3 separate regions of the Homo sapiens genome follow, and all the other regions are linked to region 2. A link is an interaction called in ENCODE POLR2A ChIA-PET data of the cell type or tissue named here. Cell type or tissue: B cell. All regions are shown on one strand.

What was found. Peaks named below come from ENCODE experiments on the same cell type or tissue, not always from the same donor. Only the 100,000 strongest peaks of a DNase experiment are listed, where the experiment ranks them.
Region 1: POLR2A ChIA-PET joins it to region 2 with 6 read pairs; 2 of 35 experiments call an interaction of 5 or more read pairs at or near these places.
Region 3: POLR2A ChIA-PET joins it to region 2 with 8 read pairs; 8 of 35 experiments call an interaction of 5 or more read pairs at or near these places.

Annotation. Positions count from the first base shown.
Region 1 is chr17:40,047,570-40,050,069 of GRCh38, forward strand. All of the region lies in intron 3 of MED24 (mediator complex subunit 24), which reads right to left. Among named protein-coding and RNA genes, the nearest start is that of MED24, 5.6 kb to the right of the region's middle. In B cell, no CTCF peak of the experiment used is centred here; no DNase peak of the experiment used is centred here.
Region 2 is chr17:40,317,210-40,319,709 of GRCh38, forward strand. All of the region lies in intron 1 of RARA (retinoic acid receptor alpha), which reads left to right. It overlaps LOC105371934 (a long non-coding RNA gene), which reads right to left. Exons shown (of 2, transcript NR_189654.1): 2 at 1-1,542. Among named protein-coding and RNA genes, the nearest start is that of RARA, 9.3 kb to the left of the region's middle. RefSeq lists silencers at 281-490, 856-965. In B cell, CTCF peaks have their summits at 336 and 535; DNase peaks (open chromatin) are centred at 342 and 992; H3K4me3 peaks cover 2,101 bases; H3K27ac peaks cover 1,923 bases.
Region 3 is chr17:40,423,461-40,425,960 of GRCh38, forward strand. No RefSeq gene overlaps it. Among named protein-coding and RNA genes, the nearest start is that of TOP2A, 6.8 kb to the left of the region's middle. In B cell, no CTCF peak of the experiment used is centred here; no DNase peak of the experiment used is centred here.

The DNA of each region.
Region 1 (2,500 bases), 270 kb before region 2:
GAGAATAGCTTGGACCTGGGAGGCGGAGGTTGCAGTGAGCTGAGATTGCCCTACTGCACTCCAGCCCAGGCAACAGAGCGAGACTCCATCTCATAAAAAAAAACAAAAAAACAAAAAACAAAAAACAACAACAAAAAAAAAACCCTGACTGAATTGATCTTAAGATGTTTGTATGTTCTGAGACGAAGTTTTGCTCGTTGCCCAGGCTGGAGCACAATGGCGCAATCTCGGTTCACTGCAACCTCCGCCTCCCAGGTTCAAGCAATTCTCCTGCTTCAGCCTCCTGAGTAGCTGGGATTACAGACGCCCACCACCATGCCCGGCTAATTTTTGTATATTTAGTAGAGACGGGGTTTCACCATGTTGGTCAGGCTGGTCTTGAACTTCTGACCTCAGGTGATACACTCGCCTCGGCCTCCCAAAGTGCTGGGATTACAGGATTGAGCCACTGCGCCCAGCGCAAGATCTTTGTATGTTATGCTATGTTAATTAAAATATGTATATTTTTACGGAAGTCTTGTCATGTGACGCCTCCACTTAAAACCCTTTAAATGATTATTTGTCACCCTAAAATAAAGTCCAAATTCCTTAGCATCACTCAAAAGTCTGTTACAATCTTATCATTCTCTCTCCCTAAACCACTCTCCTCCTTAAAGTGCCAGCCTAGCAGTTCTAAAGGTACGGTTCAGGAACTCCCCAGGGTCCCCAAGACCTTTCAGGGGGTCTAGGAAGTCAAAATTATTTTTAAAATACTACTAAGATACTGTTTACCTTTTTGCTCTTTTTCTCTCACAATTGTACAGTGGATTGTCCTGGAAGCTCCATAACATGTGAGAATATGATATTATTAAATGCATCAACAACTGTAATATCTATATAACTTAGTCATGGATATTGTCCAAATTACCAATTCATGATGTGACAAAAATCATGCATAGATAAAAGATCTATTCAAGGTGCAACAAAGAGACCAGTTAATTTTATTTCATTTTATTTTTTATTGAGACAGAGTCTTGCTCTGTCACCCAGGGTGGAGTTCAGTGGCATGATGTTGGCTCACTGCAGGCTCCACTTCCCGGGTTCAAGCGATTCTCCTGCCTCAGCCTCCTGAGTAGCTGGGATTACAGGTGCGCACCACCACACCCGGCTAATTTTTTGTATTTTTAGTAGAGACAGAATTTCACCATGTTGACCAAGCTGGTCTTGAATTCCTGACCTCAGATGATCCACCCACCTCAGCCTCCCAAAGTGCTGGGATTACAGGCAGGAGCCACCATGCCTGGCCAATAATATATATGTTTTAATATTTGAAGAAATTTATTCTGAGTCAAATATGAGTAACCATGGCCCTTCAGGAGGTCCTGAAAACATGTACCCAAGGTGGTCGGGTGCAGCTTGGTTTTATACATTTTAGGGAGGCATGAGATCAAATACAATCAAATATATTTAAGAAAAGTCTCAAAATTTTGAAGACTGTAAAGGGGTCCAGGGACTGAGCACAGTGGCTCATACTCATAATCCCAGCCTTTAGGAGGACAAGGAAGAAGGATTACTTGAGGCCAGGAGTTCAAGACCAGACTGGGCAACATAGTGAGACCCCGTTTCCACAAAAAATACAAAAAAAGAAAAAGGAGAAAAAAGAAAAGAAAAAGGGGTCCTGAGAGCAAACTCCTTTTCTCTAGCCATACCAAATTATTTTCAGTTCCTGAACAACATTATGTGATTTTTGCCTCCCACCGTGTACATATGCTTTTCTCTGCTTTGCACACACACTCTCCTCAATGTGCCGGCTAACTCATACTCAACATTCAGGTCTTGGTTTAAACATCACTTCCTCCACAAAGCCTTCCTTGATTGTTCACACTGGACTGGGTGCCTTTCCCATGTATTCCCATAGCAAGGACAGTCCCAACTTAACAATGGTTCACCTTACAATTTTTTGACTTTATTTTTTAATTTTATTTATTTTACTTTTTGAGATGGAGTCTCGCTCTGTCACCAGACTGGAGTGCAGTGGCACAATCTTGGCTTACTGCAACCTCTGACTCCCTGGTTCAAGCGATTCTCCTGCCTCAGCCTCCCAAGTAGCTGGGATTACAGGCACTCGCCACCATGCCCAGCTAATTTTTGTATTTTTAGTAGAGACGGGGTTTCACCATGTTGTCCAGGAGGGTCTCGATCGCCTGACCTCGTGATCCGCCCACCTCGGCCTTGCAAAGTGCTGGGATTAAGGCGTGAGCCACCACACCCCACCTTAATTTTTCGACTTTATGATGGTGTAAAAGAGATACACATTCAGGCTGGGCGTGGTGGCTCAAGCCTGTAATCCCAGCACTTTGGGAGGCCGAGGCAGATGGATCACTTGAGGTCAGGAGTTAGAGACCAGCCTGGCCAACATGGTGAAACCCTGTCTCTACTAAAAATACAAAAATTAGCGGGGCATGGTGGTGCACGCCTGTAATCCCAGCTACTCGGGAGGCTGAGGCAGAAGAATTGCTTG
Region 2 (2,500 bases):
CTTCCCCTTCCAGTGGGAAGTTCTGTGGGGGCACTTGTGGCCACTTCTCTGCCTGGGAACAGGGCGAGAGGGGAGTATTCTAAGCAATTCTGCTTCCCCCTAAGCCCGCCAGTGGACTGCTAGCGATGGGGACAGGATCCTCCCAAACAGAGCTGCAGGCTGGGAGGGGGGTCATGACTGTATTGGGGACTGGGGGTCTCTCAGATGGAGGGTGATTCAGATCCTGTCCAGCTGGAACATGAAAAAGAGCTTTCCTGGCTTCTCCAGACTTGTTCGGGAGAGAGAAGCTTGAGTGTGAGTCTTTGAGCACGGAGGGGTGCTCCTGGGCGCCCCTACTGGAAGATCCAAAAGTCTTGCCCTTTGAGGAGAAGAGTACTTTAAGGGGGCTGGGAGGGTTGGGTTGAGCCAGGGTTCCTAGGACCCACTGGAGCTGCAGAGGTGTTTGGGGAAAGAAGAGATATACTTGCGGGAGATCTACTCCTGGACTCTTTTTTTTTTTTTCTTTTTCTTGCAGCTGAGATAATTAAGATCCAGGGAAGGGAAGTGACTTGGTCAAGGTCACACAGCTCTCAGTTCCAGCTGGTCCCTAGAAGAGGATTATAATTATAGGATTCAGGGGCTTGACAGCTAGGGCAGGAGTCACCGCACTCACTTCCATATTACGCCGCCGCCTCACTTCTCAGATTTAGGTGTGGGTGTGTGTGTGGTTGGGGGGAAAGGAGTGTAGGATACCACACGCTGCGGTCTTCTCCACCGAGCGCTATTTTCATTCTTTCCGCAGAACCTCACCCCGTTCTTGCTCTGAATCTTCGGTTCTGGGTCTGAGGGAGGGATTCTCCCGGATTCCCACGGTCCAGTCTTCAACTAGGAGTGGCTCCTTTAAGACTCGCCCTTCCCGAGGTCTATTAAGGAGAGGCGGGGGCGGGCGTGAGCCTGTAGATCCGCCCCTGACTGGTGATTGGTCGGTGGGCGGGCAGGGGCGGGCCTGAGGGACAGGGCCTCCCCCTACCTCTGCTCCGTACCCTCCGCCCCTTCAGTCTGGGGCTCCGGGTAAAGTTTCAGCCTCCGCACGTGACTCGCTATGGCCGCTGCCATCGCCCCGCGCCCCTGAGCCGCGGCCCCCTGGACGGCTCCTCTCCCGGGACCCCGCACCCTGATGCCGAGCAGCACCAGGGCGCCGGGTTAGGGCAGACGCTGTGCTCGCTGGCACCCCGAACGGGTTGCTTCCCCCGCTGCGAGGTAATTCCTCCCCTGGGGATTTTGGGGAGCCCCTGGTTCCCGCAGGCGTCGGGGCCCCATGTCCTGCCCCAGATTGGTGCTGCGGGAGGGGACTGGGTACCGGGAGGCTTCCGACGGGAACCCGGGGTTTCCTGGGCTTCCCAACTCGCTGCCGCCGTGTCCAGGGTGGGGGAGCCCCGTCTGTGAGTCTGCCTGCGCCGTGTCTTCGCGCGCAGCCTTGAGGCGTCTGGGGCCGTCTGCTGCGCGTGTCCCCCGCGCTCGAGCTGTTGCAGAACCGCCGCTGGGAACTTCTGTTCTTTTTCTCTTTAATGATAAGCAAAACAAAAAGACTTGAATTCAAACCTGTTTGGGGAGAGATCGGATGCTCAACGGACTAGCCCCCTCTCTTTTTCCCTCCTGTTATCTGAGCTGCCCTGTGGTTTGGGGAGAATCAGCCAGGGGGCCCACTCCCACCAGAGGGAGCCGGCCGGGGGCCGGGCCGGTTCAGCTGGTGTCCCCCGTGGAGTGAGGGGAACCGTCAGAATTGGGTGCGGGAGCCAATGCAGTATGTGTGTAGGGGTGTTCCTGGGTCTTGTGCCACCATGGGGTGTGGGAACTTTTTGGGGTGAGGGGAAGACGGAATAGACTGACTTGTCGACTTTGCTCTGCTGAGGGTGTCTGGGACCTGGTGCCACCCACGAGGCTTGGAAGCTGCTGGCCAGATGTGTGTGTGAGCCTGTTGTGGGGTTGGGGGGACGGCTGGGAAATGAGCTTGGCTATGTCCCCTCATCTCCTCTCTGGGCACTGGCCTATTGTCAGGCTGCTCCTTGCGAAAGGAAAGACAGGCCTCCAGTGTGCTAGGGTGGGGATGGGGACCAACTAACCCGGAAACCAGACAGAAGAGCTCCCCAGCCTTGGAGATGTTTCTGCACCCTCCATCCTGTCTTGGATCAGATGCCCAGTGTGATGGCCTGGAAGGGTACCTCCTGCCCCCTCTGGCTCTGTCTTCTGTAACCAGGTTGCCTTCTGTCTGATGGCTGTGTGCACATATGTGTATGTAGATATTCTTGGAAAGGATTGTTTCTGAGAACACCCCCCGACCCCCCCACCCCCTGCTGCTTACCCCAAGGATCACTTCTGCCCCTGACACTCCCCCTCCTCAGTTTCCTGGCCAAGACATTCTGGGATGTCTCTTATACCCTTCTCTGGTTGCAGTCTTCATAGGGCAAGATTGTTTTGGGGGAAGTGGTTCTGTAAGGACCTTCCAGGTCTTGCTAGGAAA
Region 3 (2,500 bases), 110 kb after region 2:
CTGGTTGGAGGAGGCCAAGAAAACCCAAAATGTCCCATACAGCCTAGCCTCTAGGTGGCCCCTGTCAAAGAAATGTGGACAAAGTTGGGAGGAGAGCAAGGGAGGTTACAGAGGGGAGCAGTTCAGGACCAGAGTTGAGTAATCCCTAAGTCTGCACAGAAGTTCCCTATCCATCAAAAATTTTAAAATGTACACACCTTGTAACTCAGCAGTTTAAATTCTAGGAATACTGAATTCAATCAATTCAATTCAGTTGTGGAATTGTGCAAAGATGTATGTACATATGTATAGGATTATTGCAATGTTGGTGGTTTTCTTTTTCTTTTCTTTTTCTTTTTCTTTTTTTTTGAGACGGATTCTTGCTGTGTCGCCCAGGCTGGAGTGCAGTGGTGCAATCTCGGCTCACTGCAACCTCCGCCTCCTGGGTTCAAGTGATTTTTCCTGGCTCAGCTTCCTGAGTAGCTGGGACTACAGGCACATGACACCACGCCCAGCTAATTTTTGTATTTTTAGAAGAGATGAGGTTTCACCATGTTGGCCAGGCTTGTCTCGAACTCCTGACCTCAAGTGATCCACCCGCCTCGGCCTCTCAAAGTGCTGGGATTACAGGTGTGAGCCACTGCACCCGGCCTATTTATTGCAATATTGTTTTTAATAGAAAATAACTGGCAGCAAGCTAATGGAATGAAATGATATGCAGCTATTAAAGAGATGGACATTGGTCTAAGTGTACTGATATGGAGGTATCTCTAAGATATACTGTTAAGTTTTTTAAAAAGTGAGGCAAATACTGTCTAGAGCATAATTCCATTTGAGTAAATAAAATTATATATATTATACATACATATATGTGTATACCCATATGTGTATATATTATATATACATATATGTGTATACACATATATGTGTATATATATGGATTGAGTATATATATATGTATATATATATGGATTGAGAATATCTGGAAGGAATTGTAAGGAGGTGGAGGGAAAGGAAGACTTCCTTTCTTCTTTCTTTTTGAGACACAGTTTCAGCTCTGTTGCCCAGGCTGGAGTGTAGTGGCACCATCATGACTCATTGCAGCCTCAAACTCCTGGGCTCAAGCGATTCTCCTGTCTCAGCCTCCCAAGTAGCTGGGACTACAGGCCTGTGCCAGCAAGCCTGGCTGATTAAAAAAAATGTTTTTTTTAGAGACGAGGTCTTGCTATGTTTCCCAGGCTGGTCTCCAACTCCTGGGCTCAAGTGGTCCTCCCAGTTCAGCCTCCCAAGGTGTTGGGATTACAGGCGTGAGCCACTGCACCCAGCCAAGAGTTGCTTTTTGTATTTTTCCTCCTATTTGAAAATTTAAAAGTAAGGTCACCCTTCTCACCCCTGTCACCTTCCCCCACCTCATTGAAGGCAGGCATACCTGTCTATACACGTTTGTGTAAGAATGTAATTTTTATAGATAAAGATAGATTATCAGTAGACTTGGGAACTCAGTGCTAAGAACTCTGCAGAAAAGTTAAATCTTTGGACCAAAGTAAGGGACACTGTGCTGTGGTGAGAAGTCCCAGACCAGCTCTGCTGTCCCTAGTTGCACGAGCTTGGGTAAATCCCCTTCTCTCTCTAGTTTTCAGTTTCCCCACCTGTAAACTGAAGTTGAGGTACCCCAGCTAGAGGATTGGGTTGCAAAATGCCTTCTTCACAGTCTCAGAGAGGTGATAGTGAGGCCGGGCATGGTGGCTCACGCCTGTAATCCCAGCACTTTGGGAGGCCGAGGCGGGCAGATCACCAGGTCAGGAGATGGAGACCATCCTGGCTAACACAGTGAAACCCTGTCTCTACTAAAAATACAAAAAAAAAAAAAAAAAAAAATTTGCCGGGCATGGTGGTGAGCACCTGTAGTCCCAGCTATGCGGGAGGCTGAGGCAGGAGAATGGTGCAAACCCGGGAGGCGGAGTTTGCAGTGAGCCGAGATCGCGCCATTGCACTCCAGCCTGGGTGACAGAGTGAGACTCCGTCTCAAAAAAAAAAAAAAAAAAAAAAAAAAAAGAGAGAGGTGATAGTGAAAGCACTTGGAGGAGGTGAGGCCCAGTTAACCAATCCAGAACAGTCCCACTTTCATCTTTTCATATTTTAGGTTCTGTGTAAAACTTCATTAAACACAGGGCTCCACTGCTTAGATTTTTAAAATTAATGGGTAAATTACTGTTAAGGGCTTTTCAAGTTCTGACACTGTAATTCCAAATATGACTTTTCATTTATTGAGTTGGTTTAAATCAGGGTATGCCTGCAGCTTTGTCTTCCTTTCCCCCCCACAGAGCCCAACCAGGGCTGCAGAGGAGCTCAAGCCCATCGGGGCTGAACCCTGGTGTATGGGGAGGCAGAGGAGGGCCACGGATCCTTTTCACTCTTTATGTGACATCCCTTCCCCCATCTCGTGGCCTAGTGGTATGGCTGGGGCTCTGCCAGCTCCCTAAGACATCCCCAATTGCCCCTCTCTGGCACCAGTGCCTGC